2 separate regions of the Mus musculus genome follow, and region 1 is linked to region 2. A link is a loop called in an ENCODE intact Hi-C map of the cell type or tissue named here. Cell type or tissue: gastrocnemius. All regions are shown on one strand. Links, peaks and the distances in the headings refer to the core of each region. The heading gives the core; the rest is flanking DNA. Region 1 holds the start of Cyfip1 (cytoplasmic FMR1 interacting protein 1). Region 2 holds the start of Tubgcp5 (tubulin, gamma complex associated protein 5).

Region 1 (5,378 bases), core at 288-5,287, 48 kb after region 2:
GTTTGGACAAAGCAGGTTCATTTGGTTTCTATAGTACAACACTTTATGCCCAGTTCTGCAGGATTGCAGGTAATTATTTGAGACATTCTGATTACTTGTGGGTCATTACAGGGTTCATGTCCATTTACTAGATCACTGGTTATAATGGGACAGAAACTGCTACATTGACCTTGGTCTCATGGAGAATTTAACCAAAGGTGGATCAGAAATACTGCTGATTGACTGTGAGTTCCTACTCCTCCCTTAGTGGATGTGGCAATGACCCTTTGGGTCCCTCCATTTCAGTATGGGCTCTGGATGCACCTATATTGCCTGAAAATTGAAGATGTGAACATTCCATTCACTAATTTAATCAAGTTATTAATTGATATTTACACTACATATCAACACGTGGAATACCTTACGTTCAATCCATATTTTCTTGTACAATGTATATATATGTATATAGGTATATGCAAATGTATACATATACATACACACATATATAAATATATATTTGCTTATATATTTGTATATAATACATATATATTTGCTTTAATTTGTTTTATATATACAATATATATATGCTTTAATTTGTTTGGTTTTTTCCGAGACAGGGATTCTCTGTGTAACTGACATGGCTGTCCTAGAACTCATTCTGTAGGCCAGGCTGGCCTCGAACTCAAGAGATCTGCCTGCCTCTGCCTAGCAAGTGCTGGGATTAAAGGCGTGTGCCATCACTGCCTAGCTATAAATATATTTGTATTCTTCACTAAGACAGGAGAAAGGGAGGGAGATAGTGTTGCACTTGCCATAAATCATGGGAACAGCTGTGACAATCTCTAGTCAGTTTACATAATTTCAAACCCATTTCCAGTTACAAGCAAAGAGTTCTTTAAAATATACTTGTGCATTTCACCTGTGGGTGTGTGGGACTTCACCTTTAGTATGTTCTCATATCTGCTGGCATTGAAACACACTGGTGGGTTTTCTACTAATTATATTTTGAAGAATTATTTTCCCCACAAAAGAGCTTTTATTTTCTCTCAGCACAAAAAAAATTTAAATCTCGTGTGTATTCAATAATAAATAGGTCAATTTTAACCTTCATTTCCACTTGAAAAATTCCATTTCATTTAAAAGTTCTTAATTTTTTAAAAAAAGATTTGTTTATTTTTACTTATTTATTTACACTGTAACTGTCTTCAGACACTCATCAGAAGAGTGCATCGGATCCCACTACAGCCACCACCTGGTTGCTGGGAATTGAACTCAGGACCTCTGGAAGAGCAACCGCTGAGCCATCTCTCCAGCCCTCACAAATGGTTTTTATTTTTATTTTTTTTAGTATAAAAAAAGTTGCATTGATGAAATATTGTAAAAACAAATCAATCTGTTTTTCCTCCCAGCCCCTGCTCCCAGAATGATCACTGTGAGACTAACAACTTTTTAATAAATGCCTAGGCCACGAGCATTGGCTCAGTCCCTGACTAGATTGTAACTTATCTAACCCTTTAAACTATTCTATGTCTCACACACTGTTAGTTACCTCTCCTCCAGTCCCAGCCTGCTTCTTCCTTTGTGTCTCCTCAGCTTCTCTCCCTCAGAGACTTGCTTGAATCCTTCACAGTCCCTCCCTATGGGTTCCTTTTATATTCTCACTATTTCCCAGAATCTCCTCTCTTCTTGCCAGTGTCCCATCTCCTATTTGCTGCCTCAGCTCATTGGGCATAGGCATTTTTAGTGACAGGTGACACTGAGATTCTCTCTACAGCATATAATGATATAATTCAAATTGCTTGTCGGATAGTTAAATGCCAGTATTGAATCTTAATCTCTAGATTACAGTTCTGTGGAAGCAGGGGAACATTGTCAAGCATGCGTTTTGTATTTTTGCTGCGCCAAGGAATCAACATGTTACATTTGTATTATCATTATAGTTTAGGTTTTGTAATTTTTATTATACTCTTGTTATGCATATGTAGAGAAGCTACAAGGATTATACTTTTGAATAAGTTTAACATCTCACATTTTGTGGTAAACCTAAGATGGTGAAAACACTGATGTGTGTCTGTTGTAAATACAATTACACGAGTTTTATTTTTCTGATATTAAAAGTTACTTAGTAAAGATTTATTTCTGTTAAGTTGGGGAAAACAAACTGGTGTGGGAGTTAGGCATGTTGGTGAATGCCTGTGATTTCAGCACTTGAGGGATGGAGACATGATCTGGTGTTCAAGGCTAGCCTGGGTTACATTAGTTACTGTCAGACCCCAACGACAAACAAAATGTCCAAATTCTTAGCAGTAAGGAGGGGCGTCCGGAGTGAAGAAGGGTAGGAAGTTTGGAGCTATTCTACTAAGTTCAGCATTAAGATGTATGTTAACTAACTTTTCCCTTCCTTTTCTGCGGGTTTAGGGAGGGCAAATTCAAGTCAGGTTTTCTGTTGTCAGCCATTCCTAGGAGTCTGAACTTGAGTTTGCCAGTCCTCAGAAGGCAGATGAGATGGTAGCACTGTTACTTTAGGGGCCAGAATGGGTTCTTCCTTGGGTCTGGAGCATTTTACATGCCGCTCCAGCCTTGCACCCACCATTTAATACATACATGCGCCCCTTCTCTGTCATGGTTGTACCTTCTGTATCTCTTTTGAAGTTCAACCAGAGGCAGGACAGGAGGCAGTGAAAATTTGGGGGACATGCGGAGGAAGATAAGCCCATCACTCATGGATTTACTGAGGCTTCTCACCATCACTGAGGACAAGTTATAGGAAAACGAATGTTGAATTCCTATGGCCCATGTATGGGCTCACTGGCCCACACCCAATTGCTGGGGGATCCAACGCCCTTTTTGGACCTTTGCGGGCACCAGGCACTCTCGTGGTGCATAGACACACAAGCAAGCCAAACATTCATACACATAATGAATTCCTTTTTTTTAAATTTTTTTTAAAGTATCTTTAGTAAAACTTCCAGCTCTATGCTGGCTAGTCCTGGAATTCTTTCCTCATTTGGCCTTAGCTTCAACAGAGGTCCCCCAAATCAGGGAAAACTCTTGAGGCTGGTGAGCATGGCAGTGTGGCGCTGAGTCTTCATCCTCTCCCAGCCGGCTTGACGGGTGGAGCCCACCAAGCAAATCCCGGCTTCCTTTGCTGCGGTGACCTGAGCAGCAAGCGGCAGGCGGGGCTACGGTACGGGAGACTTGGGGAGACTTGGGGGCCGACCGGGCTGGCCTAGAGGAGCCGGACCCAAGGCAGCCAGCGGGAGGAGGGAGGAGCGCCGGGAGGAAGAGGCCGAGCCGAGCAGCGCCGCCCCGGAGGAAGGGGAGGAGGCCGGGTGTTTCCTGGTGCATTCCCGACCCGCCCAAGTGACTCATTGGGGTAGGAAAGCTCCCGGGGCCCGCCCTGGACAACCGAAGGCGGCGCAGACCAGGTAAGGGCGGTCGCCTGGCCTCGGGGTCCTTGCTCCACTGTAGTCCGGTGGGGCGAGCCTGCAGACGGCCTCGGCGCAGCCTCCGGGACCGCACGGCCTCCCGGGATTGCCTCCTGGGCTCTCGAGTCTCCCGGTCTCTGCACGGCAGCTCCGGAGCCCGGGACTCCCGGCCCAGCTCGGCGGCTCCAGGGCTCCCTCCCCGGAATCACATTCCAGAATCCCCCGGCCACGGGCTTCCCAGTGCAGATTCCCTGTTCCCTCCGCGCTGCACAACTTGCACTCCGGTGGCCCGGCTCCCGCGTCCCGGACCCCCGCGTCCCCGAACCCCCGCCCCGACTCACCCTGGATACTAGGATCCCAGATCTCGCGCTTCCGGCACGAGGTTTAGCTCCAAAGAGGAAGAGACAACGTTAATATTTAGTATTTTACTATTGAAAAGTAAGGAGCGACGAATAGTTTATGTTGCACTAAAGTGGCAAAACAACCCCGAGTCCACCATGGTTCTGCCTTCAGAGGAAAGGAAGGAGAGTGTGGTCTAGGGAAGCCGTCCTCAGATTCTTGGAGAGAGGCATTTTGGGCTTTGTTAAGGAAACGGGATTGTTCAGGAGCAGTAGTGCGCCGCCGCACATTCGTAACGAATTTTGTACTTTAAGCCTAAAGCATCTGCGTAATTTGTAACATTTCGTGAGTGTGAGAAAAGAAGGAAGAGATATGCAACTGGGGATCGGTGAGGGCGAGGCAGAGGGAAGCATCGGGCAATCCGTGTGTTGCATGGGGGAGCCCAGAGATTTCTCTTGGTTGTCGGCTAACAGATCGCTTAGTTGAGTCGTGTTTGAAGCACCGCTGGTACTGGGGTACTCCTACAGGTACTGATACTGAGATCAGCGCTTGCCAAGGTGGGGGTATTGATCCTAGACCCTGGCCAAGTTCACTGGCTGGAAGTTGAAGCACGCGAGACCGGTGGTATACCTGAATACCAGCCTTCCCCTAGTTCTGAGTATGTTAGTGGTTCTTATTAAAAAGCCTACAAGCACATAGCCTGAAAGAATTAATTCAGTTTTTAAATACATGTAAGTTACTGCAGACATGCATTGTAAGAATTCAGTAGGAATGTTGCGGGGAATACTTCTCTTTCCCTCTTCCCCTAACAGCATCTTCCCTGTAACCTTGATAAAATGCTGCAGTTGAAAAGTCTCTCTAAGAAAATACATCCTCTAAGTATTTGTGTATTTGAGGAAGTATGTATTAAGGTTTTTTTAAAGAATAAACACTGTATGTGTGTGTTTGTGGTATGTGTGTTTTTAGATGTGGGTGCACAGGTGTGTGAATGTGTTTGTATGTGCATGTAGAGGCCCGAGGCTGATTTGGCGTTTTCCACCTTATTCTTTGATACAAGGTCTCTCAGCTGAACTTAGAGTTCACTGATTGGACTAGTCTTGCTCGCCAGTTTGTTTCGGAGGTCCCCTGTCTCCGCCTTGGAAGCAATGGGACTTGAGGGAGGTTGCCATGCCCATTGTCGTTTATGTGGGTTCTGAGATCTGAAATCCTGTACGGCTATCCACTGAGCCATCTCCCTGGCACTTAAGCGTGTTTTTAACTTTACATATAGTAATATTCATGCTTTGGAGTGTTGACTGCCACTGTAATTAAGATGCCAAACTGGTTCCTATCACCTCAAGATTTTCTTTCCTGTGTCCCTTGTAGTGAGGTCTTTCATACCATCAACTCTTGGCAACTGCTGATCTTTTCATAGTGCTATTTTGCTTTCTCCAGAAAGTCCTGTGGCAATCTTGGAGTCTGCATTTAAGATGGTTCTATGTTCTCAGTAATAAGTATGGGGGTGTTGGGGAGGGGGTGGCTATATTTAAGGCCGTCCAAGGTGTTTTACCAGCCAAACACCATTAAAGTGAAAAATTAATGATTTTATATATATATATATATATATATATATATATATATAATATTATTTGG
Region 2 (5,378 bases), core at 303-5,302:
AAATCCGCCTGCCTCTGCCTCCCGAGTGCTGGGATTAAAAGCGTGTGCCACCACACCTGGCTACGTAACAAGTTTCAAACCAAACTCCCTACCATGTTGATTTCAGTCAACTGCTATAGAAAACCAAAGCCTACTACTCAGTCAAGAGATAGTCTTATGGGCCTTCTTCTTAATGCCCCAAAGCTGTGTATAAGGATATGACAAGAGAATGGGGACAGGAGAATGGGGACAACAGCACCCAAATTAGCATACAAAGCAAGCCTGTTTTCAGGGAAACTGGACGCTTCTTCATCTGAGCTTTACACAACACCGGGAGAGAGCTCAAGCCAGTTGGCAGATTAAACATAGGCACACTTGTGGTGTGTCTTTCCACAATGTCAGAGTTTATTGAATAGCAATAAATTCACAAGGCTTTCTGGCTTTAATGACAGCAATTTGCCATAAAATCTTGGTAGCCTATGTTAGCATTCTGTCTAAGCTCAACCCCACAGAGATACCTGGCAACAGGAGCCAGGTATGCTCCTCCCCACAGTTACCCTGCAATAGCCAGGTAGGCCTGACCCACTATAAAAGAGGCTGAATGACACCCCCCCTTCTTGCTCTTCCCTTCTTGCTCCCACTCTGTCCCTTCCCCCATCTCTCCCCATTCCCTTCTCCGTCTCTCTTCACGTGCTCATGGCCAGCCTCTACTCCTCTACTCCTCTTCTTCTCTATTCCTCTCTCTCTCTCTGCCTTTCTCTGACTCTACTACCCTCTTAACTCCCCTCCCCATGCCCTGAATAAACTCTATTCTATGGGCCTGCTGAGACACCCTCTTCTTCCATACCTCACCACAGCTCCATAGAACATATCCCCTCCTCTCTTTATCTTTTTATAAACACATCCGCCTAGATGAATACAAGTTCCAACCTTAATTACCAATATCAAGTCTCATATCACACAGCACACAATAAATATATCCAAATCTGTCCTTGTCTCTATCTCTGTCTATCTGTCTGTCTGTCTGTCTCCCTGTGTGTGTGTGTGTGTGTGTGTGTGTGTGTGTGTGTGTGTGTGTAGGCTACAGAATGAATGAGTACAAGAGGTTTCAGAAGTGGATGGAGAAAAGATCTGTATAAACAAGTCAGACCAGTGCCAGGAGAAAGCTAGTGGTAGAAACTGCTGGTGAAGCTGCTCGAGTCAGGCTTGAGTGTGAAGCTGCGAAATCTGGATTCAGGATGAAGACAGCAAGCCTGGTCTGTAGCAGAAAATAAGTCAGGATCAGAGCACTGCAGATTAGCTCCAGATCAGCAGGAGAACAACTGGGCATTTGAGGCAGTGGGGAGGCTACATCAACAGTGGGGGACTTAGCCAAGTCCTTGATGCACACACCATATAATAGGTTTGTGTGCAGCCATAACATCACAGTGGTGGGTGTCTATCACTTATGGCATCCACATGAGGGAGACACAGCATTTTCTCCATCTGGTATGTTTGATAAGTCCTTGTGCCTGGTTTGCCAGATTTAATACGTCAGTCTGCCTTCACAGTTCCAAGTCTCCCCCATTCAACTTACAGTGTGGCTCCCTCTCTAGTCCCAGGGACAAGCTAACTGTCTTTGCTTTACGCGGGTGCCTATCTGCTGCTTTCTCTGGATCTACTCAGCTGCAGAATGGAGTCAAAGGCCTCTTGTAAAACAGTCTCCTGGGGCAGTGCACAGCTTAGGGGATAACAACTGTTTTATTCAATATGGAGTAACTTAGCCTGGCCTCAACAAAGACCTTCCTCGTGAGGGATTCGTCTAAGAAAAAGTCAGGCAAGTACCAATTGGGGTGGCAGGTGCTACCTAATGCGGACGATTTATAAAGGCTCAAAGGCTCCAGCTGCTGCTCTGACGACTTTGCCCACGTCTGCTCTCAAGAGTGCTTTCCCCTTTTTATATTTTGAAAATGACGTTTTAAAATTTATTTTTGTATGGGGTGGAGGTACGCACACATGGGAATTATAAGACTACTTATGGGACATGGTTCTCTCCTATCATGTGAGTCCACACGATGGGATGCAAGCAGCCAGGCCTGACAGCCAGCAACTTTATTAAGTAAGCCAGCTTTTTTTGTTTTGTTTTGGGTTTGTTGTTGCTGTTGTTGTTTTGGTTGTTTTGTTCTGATTTTTTTTTTTTTTTTTCGAGACAGGGTTTCTCTGTATAGCCCTGGCTGTCCTGGAACTCACTCTGTAGGCTGGCCTTGAACTCAGAGCCACTTTCCCTTTCTTGAGAACTTGTTCGAGGGTTCTAACAAGAAAGCACAACTGCCTGTACTGTAACAAGGACAAGTCCTCCATAGGGAAGGTCGGCCTAACCCAAAGCTGTGGGTGCACAAAGAACAGTAACAGAAAAGCATCCCCGGCCATCAAGTGGGTGACAGACAGCTGGCCCTCACATACATCTCCACCTTACTAATAAACCAGCAGTTTCAGCATGTGGGCAGTGACCCGCAGTAGGGATCACACATCAGATAGTTACATTACAATTCGTAAACTAGCAAAAGTATAACTATGAAGTAGCAACGAAATAATTTAATGGTTATGGGTCATCCCAGCGAGAGGAACTATATTAAAGGGTCACAGCATTTGGAAGGTTCAGAGCCATTGTAATACATAAATGGGCACTATCGCTGCTTTAACCATATGTTCCTGGTCTAATCAGAAGCATGTGTTTAGTTGGGGAGCTCTGAGAGCCCAGTTTAGGTCGTCTGGAGGAGAAAGTGAAGGCCGGAGCATGAACAAATAAGTCACGATGTTCAAAAATGTCGGAAACTATACCCTGGAACCAAAAAACTGGTTGGCTCAAAATGCATCAGAATTTAAATCGTTAATCAGGAGTATCCAGAGTCCCTTATTAACAATGATTAATAATAAATAATGGTTAGCTGTCTGAAGACTCTCGGATTTCCCGGTGTGCAAGCAGAAAGAGCACATCTCTTCCCCACCCACGGACGCACCGCATCCAGCAACCAGCATCCACTCCCATCAGCACCTTTCCCAGGCACAGCTCCGGGGCTGCCGGAACTCTCGCGGAAACATCCTCCACATCTCGAAACCCCGGTGCCGGGACGGGCGGAACTCTCGCGAGAACAGTCGCCACTTAGCAGAGATCCTGATAGGTACGCCGCGGCAATGGCCCGGCCTAAGTCGTCCGGGAGCCGGATGGACAGACAGCTGGAGCATGATGTGTGCGAGCTCGTCCGGCAGGTTACGGGGCTGCAGGACGAGGCGGACCCCAACTTCCAGCTGGCCCTGGACTTCGTCTGGTCCAACTTCAGGTGTGGGATCGCGGCTACGAGCTGAAGTCGCGCGGGCGGGCGGGTCCGGGTCGGGAGTGCGGCCTCCGGCACCCCTGCGTCTGCTGCAGCTGCTGTGCCTTGGTTTCCCCTTAGGTGCCCTTGCGAGAAACCCGCAGTTGCAGCGGCACATTCCTAGAGAGCTGTTGACTCTGCTCACCCGCACGCAGTACGGTGCACATCAAAAGTCATTTGATGGCTGGGAAAGTGAATTTTTAGCGCCAAATTCTGATCACATCCTGTTAGGTTTTTTGGGGGTTTTTTGTTTTGTTTTGTTTTTTGTTTGTCTCACCAACCCCCCTCTTCTCTTGCTCGGACCACTTACAAGTTTCCCCGCTTCTGTGTCCTCCCTTTGCATTGCATAAAACAAATTCAAGTTCTACTATTGAGCAACACATAGCATGTCTAGTAGAAGTCACCCTAAACAGTGAACAGTTTGTCAGACTGTGATCCTGATTCTAAGCGCAGGACGTGAGTGTCTGCCTAGTTCGTGAGACTACAGACCTCTCAGGTTGATGGGAAGCAAGCCAACGATCCAAAACCACAAGTGCAATTTCTAGTTATAACCTATAGAAAGAACAAGGATTCAAAGAAGTCAGGTAACTCGAAAAGCAGATGTACCACAAGTATTTTTTCTAGTGGCAGATAGGAGGGAGGGGATAGTCATTTTAGAGTTGGGAAGAGACATAGATGCTGCATAGTATAACAGAAGTACTAAAAGCATACCTATAACACTCTGTCACCAGTGTCACCCGTAGAAAACATGTGGCAGTCACCTTGTGTTACAGTTGCTTTATTTCCACATGTTGTTCGTTGTTACATTAATGACAGCCTTTGGTCCCACTGCTAAATTTTAGGTTTTGTTGTTGATGATGTTATGTGTATGATTTGACTCTGTGTACACGTGTGCATGTGTGTGCCTGGTGCCCAAGGCAGCTGATCCCCTGGAACTGGGATTATAAACAGCCTGTGGGTGCTGTGAATAGAACCTGGGGACCCTGAGCAATGGCGTGGGCTCTTAACCCCCGAGGCATCTCTCCAGACCCTTTCAAAGCTTTCTAAATATTTGATAATTGTACATGAATATGTTTGCTTTTCTTTGTATTTCATTTTGTACATTTAGCAGAATTATTCAGAGGACAAATGTTAAGATTTCACTGGGCTTCTCTCTTACATTAAAAAGACAAAGAAAATCCAGTCACAATGATGTATGCCTATAATTACATCAGAATTTTGCACTAAAAAGTATACCCACTTGGGTGGCTCAGGCAGGAGGATTGCTGTGAGTTGAAGGCTATCCTTAGCTTCCTAGTGAGCTCAGAGCCACATAGCAAGATCTAGCAAAAACCCTAGGAAAATATGTTATACTGAACATAACTGTGGGACATATAAAAAGACAAAGGAGCCAGAGGACAGGTTGTCAGGGGTGTCAGACATATGCAGGGACATGGAGAGCTGTGACTCAAGTATACTTAGCTACCTGACAGTAAATACTGCCATGTGACACTGACATTAAAAACTGTATTTTATCTTTACCAGATTTCATCGTTTCTTGGATGTCAACAGTCACAAAGTAGAAAAAACAATAGAAGGGTATGTTGATTCTCTGTCTATATGTATTCATTGATGCGTTCTCAAAAGCTATTTAGGTACTAATTGATTTTTTTTTTAACATTTTAGAATTTATGAAAAATTCACCATTCATTCTGATCTCAACAAAGCTGCTAGTTGGAAGAGATTAACTAAGGAGTTCCTAAATGCATCTCTTCCCAGCACAGAGAAAATAAAGGTAAGCCTTCAGCCGTGAGCTCTCCAGTTGTAGTCACTCTTGTTGCTGTTGCTGCTCTTTGTCGTTCCGAGACAGGGTTCTGTGACGCTCTGACTGTCCTGGAACCCACCTTGTAGACCAGGCTGGCCTCAAACTCAGAGATCCCACCTGCCTCTGCTTCCAGAATGTTGTGGTTATAGGCGTGGGCCACCACTGCTCACTGCCGGGCTTTTGCAGTCACTCTGTGCAGTATAATTATCATCACTGTGTTATCTCTTCATGAACGCTCTATT

Evidence for each region. A loop is a pair of places that touch in the nucleus more often than their neighbours do. Peaks named below come from ENCODE experiments on the same cell type or tissue, not always from the same donor. Only the 100,000 strongest peaks of a DNase experiment are listed, where the experiment ranks them.
Region 1: a loop joins it to region 2, with 2.7 times the contacts of the local background. A loop is called at or near these places in 7 of 42 quality-filtered maps.

The regions. Positions count from the first base shown.
Region 1 is chr7:55,838,901-55,844,278 of GRCm38, forward strand. Cyfip1 (cytoplasmic FMR1 interacting protein 1) reads left to right here and starts at 3,171. Exons shown (of 31, transcript NM_011370.3): 1 at 3,171-3,407. In gastrocnemius, for the core only: a CTCF peak has its summit at 3,312; DNase peaks (open chromatin) are centred at 2,823, 3,274 and 4,219; H3K4me3 peaks cover 2,430 bases; H3K27ac peaks cover 2,362 bases.
Region 2 is chr7:55,791,042-55,796,419 of GRCm38, forward strand. It overlaps Tubgcp5 (tubulin, gamma complex associated protein 5), which reads left to right and starts at 3,084. Exons shown (of 23, transcript NM_146190.3): 1 at 3,084-3,299; 2 at 4,857-4,910; 3 at 4,998-5,106. The coding sequence starts at 3,154. In gastrocnemius, for the core only: no CTCF peak of the experiment used is centred there; a DNase peak (open chromatin) is centred at 3,094; H3K4me3 peaks cover 1,942 bases; H3K27ac peaks cover 1,317 bases.